Regions from separate parts of the Homo sapiens genome. Here all the other regions are linked to region 3. The links are chromatin loops, found by intact Hi-C in ENCODE. Cell type or tissue: endothelial cell of umbilical vein. All regions are shown on one strand. Region 1 has its middle 67 kb from the start of LINC00703. Region 2 overlaps LINC02660 (long intergenic non-protein coding RNA 2660). Region 3 has its middle 11 kb from the start of LINC00703.

Region 1 (4,000 bases), 78 kb before region 3:
TAAACTACGCTATTTTCATCCATCTATGAGACTATGACAAAGCTAATAATAAATCAATGGGAAGATTTCTTGCTGGGTTTTCAAGCAAAACAAGTTAATAGGGTTCCACTGAATTTATGAATGAAGATGCCCTGTGAATTTAGCTACATCCTACTGTGAGAAAACAGCACCTCCTCTGTCCCTCTCCTGCCTATTTCTAGTTGATGTGTCTCTGCTGAAACTGGTGGCTGTCTCTTGACAGGAGGTGATGCATTATAGCCAGGATTTTCCTTGCATTTTACTTCTGCAGGAAACTGTAAGAATCAGCTATTTTTGACTCTCATTTGCAAACATAATACTATATAACATTGTCAAAAATGAATCTTTTTGAAATCTACGGCATAATCTGAAGTATCACCAAAAACTAGTTTTCTTGTCAAATACAGTGAAATTGAACTGGAAAAAAATATTCTTTTAAAATAAAGCAACGGAAACATGTAGCCATCTGACAGTGAAACTAAGCCAGACTTTATCCTTCCAGGGGACATAACTGCCATTGTTTCTCCCCTCCTCCTCGACCAATGACATGGAACCTGCCACCCCTTCCATCCTCACTCCCCTCACTACTGAGAGGACGGAGTCTCGCTGAATATTTCATGAGAATCTGACTTTCCTTTAGGGCTTTGACCTATTTTTCTTCTGGCTTACAGCTTGCACTGGTCCTGAAATATGTTACAGTGGGGCATAGAATAGGCAAAGTAGTCTCTCCCCAACTCTTGGCAATTGGATAAAATGAGTTCAATTTTCTTACTGGTTCCTGTCTAGAGATAGACAGAACCCACTCTGTCTTCAACTAGCGCAGAATGACTGACATCCAAAGACTAGTCCAGTCACCGTTATGCTCAAAATAATTAGCATAAGCAATGACAGATAATGTATTTACTGTGGGGATATGAAATATTAGAGAAGTTAATTTTATCATCTTATTTGATGGAAATTTGGTTGTTACATAATTGTTTGTGGGTATACAATAGAAAATATAAAAATTTCTACTCACACACTAACAGTATATTAAAGATGAGCATGAATTTTTCCTAATATGGCACAAGGCAAAGAAGAGAAAAGAAATCACATAGTGCCGATGATGGAGGGTTGAATTGTTAAGTTATCATTTGAAAGATAAGCCATGTGGGCCCAGGGGAGCTTTATCCCCTTTAACAACATGTATGTGAGTGGTTATTGTACTGTAGTTTTGTCAAGGGAACTTAGTAATGAGATAAAATAACAGCTGTATATTTTGTAGAGAAGTTTGCTTAGGAAGGCAGTTGTCATGGGAACACCTGGCAATAGCGATTTGATTTTGTGTTGTACGAAACCAATGAGTTTACTTTGTCTAGATAATTTTCCTCACGCTGGCAACTTCTGGGGGAAAGGGAACTAGCCTTTTCCAGAAATTTGCATATTAAAAGGACCCACTTCATTTCAGAGTAGAGGTGGAGAAGGCTTTATTGACAAGCCTCCTCACCAATGAATCACATACTTATACCAAAAAATGCACATGGTGTAAATTTACCACGTTTCGAAAGAGCTCTGACTGTCTCAGCCTGTGCTCTGGAGCTCTGCGTTAGGCAAATGAGTCACGTTCAATTATAAGTCCTCAGAAATTTGCTTAAAATCGTTGCAGCTGGGAGATGTAAAAAACCTTATGAATGAGGAAAATCGAAGTGAATTATACTTCACGGGGAAGTCTCTCAATGAAAAATGTGGTAAACAGGCCTGGAGGAAAAAAAGGAAACAGATGCTGACTGATAAGAAATGCTTATTTTAACAGGGAGACACCAGCATGGATGTGCTGGGGTTTAAAGAAAGACTCAGCAGATCTGGTTTTTCTCTCTGCAGGTGGCTCGGCTTCAGTGAACTGAAATATCTTGATCAAAAGATAAAATGCATTTCACCTCCGAGGGTGAAAACAGGTGATCCTTTCATTCAGCTCTAGGAATCCAAGATGGCCTTGCACACGCATACAGAATGCAAATCGGTCACACAGCCTGAGAATGTCTACCCTCCAATGTCAACCCGCATTGCACCAAGGAAGGGACAAAAGACAAACTCACATGGCCATCCCCAAGGAACCCAGAGCCCTAGGCCTCCACGACCACTCTTAGTAAGAAAACTTTCTACTTTGCAGATTCCTTGATAAAGTCAGTTGAATCTGACACAGGTAGAGATTAATGATCATGTCCTAGGCTTAGAAAAAGGTCATCTCCCTAAGAAGATCCAATGTCTTTTGGTCAAAGAAAAACGCAGAAGATTATGGAAAGATAGAGGAAAAAAGATTAGATTGCTTTTTAAGTTACTGCTGGAATTAAGAAACTTTAGATGAATAATCTTAATTATTTTATTAGAATCTGTCCTTCAGGACTGTGTCTCTTTTCAAAAGCAGAAAGTTATTAATCTTGCTGTATAAGCTTGCTTTTTTTTTTTTTGCTTTGAGCCTGGAAAGAGAGGTCTAGGAGTTTATCTCCCTTTTGTCTTTCTTTGCCTGTTTCCAGACACAGTCATTATTTATCTGGGCATAGAATATGAGAAGCTCCCTGAATTCATGTGGTGGAAACCAACTCTTTGTGTTTTTTATGGCATCCTTTGACAATTTAAAGTCATATTATAGGAAACTGCATCTGATTGTGACCGGGGGTTTCAGTGTGATGATGCGTTGATTTCGCCCTATCTCAAAATAGTTTGCACGGGCCAGTGTGGGAAATATAAATGGGCATTTCAGAATAATTACAATAGTGAACATGTATTTATCACGCATTATGTGTCTTACACTGTGATCTCTCAGTGTTATTTCATTGTATCTTCAATATAAGATGGCAGATCAGTAGTATTGATACCTCCACTTTAGAGGTGAGGAAACTGAGGCCTTAGAACTTGCTCACATTCTCAGAGTGGATTGTTTTAGAGCTGGAATTTGAATCAGGCTGTGGGACTGGAGAACCTGTGTTCCTAAACTCATCACCATACACTGCATAGTTTAGAAGACACTCTAGATTACTCCCCTTCCCTAATAATTACCTCCATCCAGCCTCTGAAAATGGAAAGCTGCAGAGTGTGGCCAAAAGTTCTAGAGAATATTGTAGCTTACTTAATGAATCACACTTCTCTGTATATATTTTGTTATTCAATTTTGTAATTAATCTGGAATCAACCCAGATATTCCAACATCTTGAAAGTCCTAATGTACTGAAGACATTGACCAATTTAACCGTAGCCAATCACTTTTTACAATTGTTTCCATTTGAGGTCCTCAAAAATATTTGAAACAAATAAAATCAGGGCTGTATAAGAATGGAATATAGGGCCCACAAGAACATAATAATAGAAACTGAAGTTCAACTAGAGTCCCCTTAGCTTCAGAAAGCTTACCTACAGATACGGCAACAAGCTGTTATTTATCTTTACTTTGGGCGTCATAAGAAAAAGTGTTTAGCTTGGGATGTAAATCACACAAGCTACGCAACGAAAGATATGTTCTGCTGGTGCCTCAGGAATTTAGTAATGGAAATGCCTTCCAAAGAGAAACTTCTGAAGGAATAGCTTGCTTGGAAGACAGAGCTCAAAAATGTATGGCAGAAGGTCAGAAGGATTAAGGTCAGGGAATCTGTGATTCTATAAATTTTGTGATTTATGAACTTATTTCCACATCTAACAGTCCTATATTCCATATACCAACACATTTTTTGCATTGTCTCTTATTATATATATAATATATATTATTTTATATATATATAATATATGTATTATTTTATATATATATAATATATATATTATTTTATATATATATAATATATATATTATTTTATATATATATATATATATTTTTTTTTTTTGAGATGGAGCCTCACTCTTGTTGCCCAGGGTAGAGTGCAATGGCATGATCTCAGCTCACTGCAACCTCCACCACCCGGGTTCAAGTGATTCTCCTGCCTCAGTCTCCCAAGTAGCTGGGATAACAAGCATG
Region 2 (4,000 bases), 450 kb after region 3:
GAAGAACTCAGACTGGAGAGTATATATACATATATAATAAGATATATATGGCCAAGGCGGGCAGATCACAAGGTCAGGAGATCGAGACCATCCTGGCTAATATGGTGAAACCCTGTCTCTACTAAAAATACAAAAAAAAAAAAAAAATTAGCCAGGCATGGTGGCATTGCACCTGTAGTCCCAGCTACTCGGGAGGCTCAGGCAGGAGAATCACTTGAACCCGTGAGGTGGAGGTTTCAGTGAGTGGAGACCAGGTCAGTGCACTCCAGCCTGGGCAACAGAGTGAGACTCTGTCTCAAAAAAAAAAAGATATATAAAAATCATATATTTGTAATATATAATAATATAAAATAAGGAGATAAGTAATTCAAGTTGATAAAATGCATTTATTCCATTAAAAATATTATTATAATTAGGATTCAGTTTTTACTGATATCTCCATTGCTGGCACTAAAACAAACCTCTGGACCAGTATAAACTAATTCAGAATTATTTTTTGCTTGCTTCCTCAAAAGATGTCTTTTCCTCTTTCTGCATTGCAGCTGCCTGTCTCTGGGTTCCTGGCTCCTGTGTGGTGACAACCCCTTCCATCCCATGCCTCCCGGTGAATCCCAGCCTCTCCAGTTCTTAGTCGGCCTGGCCCTCGAACTCTGACTGCAAGCCTGTGGCTCTCCTGGATTCCACATTCTAGGACCTGGAGTTTCTTCACATTTCACTGGCTGAACCCCACAGCACTCCGTCCCCTTTTCATTGCTATTGCTCTACTGTTTCCTGTGGTCCCTGATTATGTTGGGCCTCTCAGAGGCTTCGGGTAGACTTTTCTACTAGACTGTGAGGCTGTGGCCATCTGCATGTACAACACAGGAAGGCCTTGTGGTGATTACAGTCATGAAAACTTTTGTCCCAGCACATAGGCTGAAGGATAATTTGACATGAGGGTGAGATTTGACTCCATTTAATTGGACATTAAATGAAACACATAGCATGCCTTTATTTGGTATTTAAATTATATGTTAGAGAAAATACTTTACATGCTGGGTGCAGTGGCTGACGTCTGTAATCCCAGCACCTTGTGAGGCCAAGGCGGGTGGATCAGTTGAGGTCAGGAGTTTGAGACCAGCCTGGTCAACATGGTGAAACTCCGTCTCCAATAAAAATACAAAACTGTCCAGGTGTGGTGGCACACACTTGTAATCCCAGCTACTCAGGAGGCTGAGGCAGGAGGATCACTTAAACCCGAGAGGTGGAGGTTGCAGTGAACTGAGATCATGCCACTGCACTCCAACCTGGATGACAGAGCAAGACTCTGTATCCAAAAAAAAAAAAAAAGAAGAAGAAGAAGAAAATACTGTATATTCTGTATATTCATAATATTTTTGTCTGACATTTGACATTTTGAGTATCTGGTATTATAATTCTATCATAAACAGTGGCCCAAGAACCTACATGGAACTTAGGAAGCTTTTTCCCCATAGAAATATAAAGTTATTTACAAATTAACCTTTAACATCCATCAGTTTGTACACTGGGAACTGATTTTACACAATTTTTACTCTGACCCACAGGTCAAAAGCGACATCATCACCTCCTGAAGGCAAGTCCACACTGGGCCCCAGGAGCTGAGCTGCTGCTTTTCCGGTTGACACATTTCCTCACATGCTTCCATCAATTCTTTCTGTGGTCACCACACTCCATGTTAATTACCACATCCTTTGCCTTGCCTGTGTTGGATTCTATTAGTGGCTCAGCCTAAACTCTAGACAAAATTGAGTCATCCCGCTCTACTCTGACATGGGATAGTCAAGAACAACTATGTGGAGACCGTATTTGGCGATTCCATGATATTAGAGACAGAAGCTTGGGCTGGGGGGAAGAACAAGCCATTTCAGCAGTGCCCTTCCCTTTCCTTCCTTGAGGAATTCTTATCAATGTGAGGTCATTAATACCTGAAAGACCAAGAATAAAATAGGGGTTTTGGAATGAGGTGCCAGGCAGGTAGGAAGAAAGGGTTGGAAATGTTGACACAAGCCCCACCCAGCTCATCAAGGGAGCACATTTGGGTTTGAGCCCAAAGCTCTCAACAGATGAAACCCCATCTCTACTAAAAGTACAAAAATTAGCCAGGCATGGTGGTGAGCGCCTGTAATCCCAGCTACTCAGGAGGCTGAGACAGGAGAATAACTTGAACCCGGGAGGCAGAGTTTGCAGTGAGCCAAGATGGCACCGGTGCAATCCAGCTTGGGTGACAAGAGCAAGACTCCGTCTCAAAATAAAGAAAAAAAGAAAGAAAGAAACCAGCTGGGCATGGTGGCTCAAACCTATAATTCCAACACTTTGAGAGGCTGAGGTGGGCAGGTTGTCTGAGGTCAGGGGTTTGAGACCAGCCTGGCCAACATGGTGAAATCCTATCTCTACTAAAAGAACAAAAAAATTAACTGAGCATGGTGGCATGCACCTGTAATCCCAACTACTCAGGAGGCTGAGGCAGGAGGATCACTTAAACCCGGAGGCAGAGATTGCAGAAAAAATAAATAAATAAATAAAAAGAAACCATTTCTGGAGTGGCCTCTCTCCATGCATCCCTCAAGAACCCACAGAAAATGATCAAGTTGGGGGTTCTGCATCCAAGCCCACCCTCTCAGCTTCTTGCTTTCTGCCTTAGATAAGACTAAAAGATCACAACATGGCAGTACTCCTTGGAAAATACTTAATAAATACATAGAAGTGTGCAGGGCAGGGCAGCCAAGGTCTGGACATCCCAAGTCTATGCCGTGAAATAGTTCAGAATAATCATTCCAAGACTCCCACAAACACACAGCAGAACTGAGATGAACACTGAGTTTCCACGATTGTTACAAACAACAACCAGCTGTGGGACATGGCTGGTTCCCTCTTCCTTACGGTGCAAGGGGCACCATTCCTCAGCCTTAGATATCAGCCTGTTATTCCAGCAGCCAAGCACTAGTGCTTCACCTCGGCAGGTGCACTTCCATACCCACAGGTCAGCCAGTGACCCAGCCTGGACAGATAAATGCCCTAAAATGGGTGAGGATTGGTAAGAAAGCAGGAAATCATCTTTTCTTGAGATCCAGGAACTTTGCAGGGGCTGCCTTTTCTACTACGCAGAGAAAGCATGTCTGAAGATGAAGCCAGCATTATGTGAAGCAGAATTGCAAGACACACACTGAAAAACAGAATTCCAGTAATATTATTGAGCTCCTGGGTTTGGCAGTACCTAAGGACAGCCCACTCCTGGGACTGCTACCTTACCTGAGCCCCTTTGGTTTATTCTAACATGATGACCGGGTGTGGTGGCTCACGCCTGTAATCCCAGCACTTTGGGAGGCCAAGGTGGGAGGAACACTTGAGGTCAGGAGCTTGAGACCAGTCTGGCCGATGTGACAAAACCCCATCTCTCTTAAAAGAAAAATACCCCCAAAAAAATATTAGCCAGGCATGGTTGTGAGTACCTGTAGTCTCAGCTACTCAGAAGGCTGAGGCAGGAGAATCACTTGAACCCGGGAGGTGGAGGTCGCAGTGAGCCGAGATCGTGCCACTACACTCCAGCCTGGGCAATGGACTCCATCTCAAAAAAAAAAAAAAAAAAAGCTGTATTTCTGCTACTTATCATTCTAAGATTCCTGACTACTGCTCCACAATTTTTTGAAATAGCATGTTTTAGAAATCATATAAAAACAAAAACTGCAGGCTATATTCACAAAGGGTCACTATCAATCATGCAAACTGCCTCTTATCCATTTATCCATCAGTTCTTAATTTCATGACAGAAAATTAATACCTTATTTTTGAAATAACTTTTAGTTCTTGTAAGGGTCTTCTAATTAAATCCTTATGCAATGCAACTGAAATAACACCAGAAACACGTGGATTTGTCAAGTAGTCAATGTGTATTTTTATAGCACTTTAATTTTTTTTGTACTCAGGCTGATAACGCTGGGTAGTTTTCTCTTTAAGCAAAAATAGCAGGTGAGAGCTGTGT
Region 3 (4,000 bases):
ATTGATCTACAGGTTCAGTGCAATTCCTTCCGAATCTCACCAGGGTTTTTGGTAGACATAAACAAGTTTATTCTAAAATTTGTATGGAAAGGCACAGGTCCTGGAATAACTAAAGCAACCTTACAAAAAAAAGAATAATGTAAGAAGAATCACTCTATCTTATATTAAGGTTTATTATGAAGCTACAATAATCCATACAGTGTGGTTTTGACAAAGCAAAGCAAAGACCTATAGGTCTTTGCTTCCCATAAGTTGGGAAGGAATAGAATAGAGAACCCAAATATCCCCACACGAATGTGATCAAATGATTTTTAGAAAAAGTGCAAAAGCTATTCAGTGGTAGAATGATAGCATTTTCAATAGATGATGCTGGAACAACTGGACATCCATAAGCCAAAAGTAATGAACCTCAACCTGAACTTCACATCTTAAAAAAAATAACTTAAAATGTATTGCATACATTAGTATAAAACCATAAAACTTTCAGAAAAATACATACAGATAGAGGACAATTTTCAGGAGCAAAAACTAGGCAAAGAGTTATTATAACTGAAAGCAAAAGCATGAACCATAAGGAAAAAATTGATAACTTGGAGTTCAACACGATTAAAAACTTTTTTTTTGTCTGTGAAAGTCCATGTGAAGAGAATGAGAAGACAAGCTACAGCCTAGAGAAAGTATTTTCAAACCACATAGCTAGCAAAGGGCAAAGGCTAGTAAGTAGAATATATAAAGAACTCTCAAAATTCAATAGTAATGAAGAATCCAGTTTGAAAATGGGCAAAGACGGGAAGAGAAATTCCAGTAACAAAGACATACATATGGCAAATAAACACATGGAAAGATTTTCAACATCACTAGCCATTAGAAAAATGCCAGTTAAGACCACATGAGATACAATTACACATCTATTAGACTAGCTAAAATTAAAAATAATGACAATACCAAATGCTGATGAGGAAGTGCAGAAACTGAATCACTCGTGCATTATGGTCAGCCCTGTGAAGTGGCCCAACCACTCTGAAATTGTTTTGCAATTTTTTTTTATAAAACTAACAAGCAATTACTATAGGACCCAGTAAATTTACTCTTGGGTAGATACCCCAGACAAATGAAAACTTATTTTCACAGATAAAACAGCATACATATGTACCCAGAAACTTTATTTATAATAGCCATAAACTGGAAACCTCTCAGATGTAGTTGAAGACATGAATAAACTCCCACATACACACTATGGGATACCGCTGAGCAGTGCAAAGCAACAACCTGGATATGTCTCTGGGGAATTATGCGGAATAAGTGGAAAAAGCCAATTCCAAAATGTTACACCCTATATTATTGTAACACCTTTGAAATGACAAAATTTTAGAAATGAAGAAGAGACTAGTGGTTGCTAAGGGGTTGGAATCCATGGGAAGATACAGGAGGGTGTGGCTAAAAGGCAATATGAGGATGGTTGTGTTGATGGAACCATTCGGCATCTGGACTGTGGTGGCGGATGACAAAATCTACAATGTGATAAGATCATATAGAACTAAACACACACCCCACACATGCAAATGAGTTCAAGTTAAGCTTGGATATTCTGAATAAGATGGATAGAGTCTATCAATGTCGATATCCTAGTTGTAATATTGCACCATCATTTTGTAAAATGTTAACAATGGAGAAGGTATTTCTTACAACTGCAGGTGAATCTATAATGATCTCAGGAAAAAATTTCCATTAAAAAATACCAACAACATGACAGACTAAGCCAAAAGTATTTTTCAGGAGGCATGTCTGCAGTGGAAACTCAATTGTTCTGAACCCAAGAAATGTACAGGAGGTGGAAACAGATGTGTACCCAACATCAGCCTATAAACACAAAACCTAACCTGAAAGGCTAAGAGCTTTATTCAAGCGCTATTCAATCAGCCTCCCAACCTCAGTTGCTATGCCGTACACATTGTTCTAATTAGAGGGTCATTTCCTTTGCACAGATGTTTTCAATTTCAACAGACCACAGTGACGTACAGAGCAACAAAACAGTCCTTCTCATCTTCAGTGACTACATCTCTCCCCTAAGCCACAAGAGTTAAATCTTTGGACAGTCTTTATGAATGCGTTCTGAATAGAAAACACCCCTAACAAAAGGATAACATATTGCACTAGAAAAAAACGATTTTATCCTACGGACTAAATAGTAAGCCACTCATTTTGAACACACTTCTTATAAAATAAAACCTAAGAACAGTAAGTACAAAATGAGCAAAATTGACTAAACTTTGAACTGGACCAATCAATTTTATAACATATATAAAATGTAAGTGTTATCCTTGCCTTTATTTCTGTCATTATAGTTACTTATGTGTTATATAAATATTGACTTTTTTTCTTATAAAAGTGTGCATTCAATTAAATGTAGAGAGGAAAAAAAGTGCGGAGAAGGAAATAAAACCCAATCACAGTTCTATCACACAAAACTAACCTCTACTTTTATTGTGCTTTAGTTCCTTGAAGCATTGATTTTATTCATATATGTATGCATTTAACTGAGGTACACCTACATGTAGGACATGAATCATAAAGTCACACTTGATGAACTTTTGTGGACATTTAATCTGTGACCCACATCATGACACAAGACACCTCCAGCCTTCCTCATACCACCTCCCAGCTAATGAAGACCCTCAACTCAGGTGACTGCTTTTCTGACCTCAAGACAATAGAAGAGCTTCCTGTTTTGGAATTTCAAATAACTGAAATGTGTGCTTTTGTGTCTGGCTGTATTATCCCAAGATTAAGTTAGTGAGGCTCATTCAGTTGCACGTAACAGCAGTCTGTTCTTGTCCCCCACTGTGGTATATTTCACAGCAGTTTATTTATTCTTCTACTGGTCATGGATATTTAGATTATTTCTACTGTGGGACTATTATGAACAGTGCTGCTTTAAATGTTATGTATTTTGGCAGTCATAGGCACGCACGTCTACAGGGTACATACCTGGAGATGAGATTACTGAAGATGACGGTGTGCATATGTTGGCTTCTAGTTGATGCTGCTAATTTATGGGCTCTCCAATTGTTTCTTGTGCTCACTGACATTGGTTACTGTGTGTCCTTTTAATCTTAGTCAGTTTGGTAGTAACATAAAATAACAACATATTGAATGCAGAATTGTGTACCTTATGCCGTACAGTTAACGTTACATTATCCCCATGAAATCCTAGTTCTGACCTGCAGTTATAATCACTACAAGATTGACTTTCTGCAAAAACAAGAACAGCCTCTAGGAAAGGTTCACAAAACCTGCATAAAACGATAACATATTCCAAAATTCTAAAGTTGCATTTAATACCACAGTTTGTGTGTGTGAGCGTGTGTGTGTGTATTAAAAATAATGTGTGTATTCTGTGAAAAAATTGATTTTATCAAAACAATTACCATGATTTGGGGGTGAGAGGAGCTTTACTTACCAAACAGCTTTCAAAATAATGACAACACTGTACTCAAATTAGAATTTCAGGATTCATATCATAAAGTATATAAGGTTATAAAAATATAAGCTCCTTCAAGAAAAACATTTTTAATTATTTTTTGGTTCATTTTGTTTTCTTTTTAACTCTAGTGCTGTGGGAGCATTAATGATTTGAGACTAGAATTAGTATTCTGTCATGCAAATTTTAAGTATTTCTTCCTGTAAAACTTGCCAGCAACTAAAATTTCATCTTCAATATACTATATTAAAAATTATATTTATATCATTTATATTATGCAGGCAACATTGTATTGCTAATGTTTTAACTTCCTTCTTTCGATGTTTATTTTTTGCTATCTTAGAGATTTCTCCTTTTTGTTTCTTTTGTGTGGTTTTGTTTTTATTCACATATAACACATTTTCTCTCTTGCTAAATAGCTCTTACATATTGAAGAGAATACAAAGATAGATATAGAAAAATTGACTCTAATCTGCAGGGATATATTTCTTCAAATCTTTCTTCTGGGCAAAGGTGTAG

Evidence for each region. A loop is a pair of places that touch in the nucleus more often than their neighbours do. Peaks named below come from ENCODE experiments on the same cell type or tissue, not always from the same donor. Only the 100,000 strongest peaks of a DNase experiment are listed, where the experiment ranks them.
Region 1: a loop joins it to region 3, with 9 times the contacts of the local background. A loop is called at or near these places in 1 of 110 quality-filtered maps.
Region 2: a loop joins it to region 3, with 4 times the contacts of the local background. A loop is called at or near these places in 1 of 110 quality-filtered maps.

Annotation. Positions count from the first base shown.
Region 1 is chr10:4,448,961-4,452,960 of GRCh38, reverse strand. No RefSeq gene overlaps it. Among named protein-coding and RNA genes, the nearest start is that of LINC00703, 67 kb to the right of the region's middle. In endothelial cell of umbilical vein, no CTCF peak of the experiment used is centred here; DNase peaks (open chromatin) are centred at 1,700 and 2,600; H3K27ac peaks cover 1,327 bases.
Region 2 is chr10:3,922,214-3,926,213 of GRCh38, reverse strand. The region is part of intron 1 of LINC02660 (long intergenic non-protein coding RNA 2660); the gene reads right to left. Among named protein-coding and RNA genes, the nearest start is that of LINC02660, 12 kb to the right of the region's middle. In endothelial cell of umbilical vein, no CTCF peak of the experiment used is centred here; a DNase peak (open chromatin) is centred at 1,663; H3K27ac peaks cover 2,299 bases.
Region 3 is chr10:4,370,792-4,374,791 of GRCh38, reverse strand. No RefSeq gene overlaps it. Among named protein-coding and RNA genes, the nearest start is that of LINC00703, 11 kb to the left of the region's middle. In endothelial cell of umbilical vein, no CTCF peak of the experiment used is centred here; DNase peaks (open chromatin) are centred at 1,931 and 2,681; H3K27ac peaks cover 1,874 bases.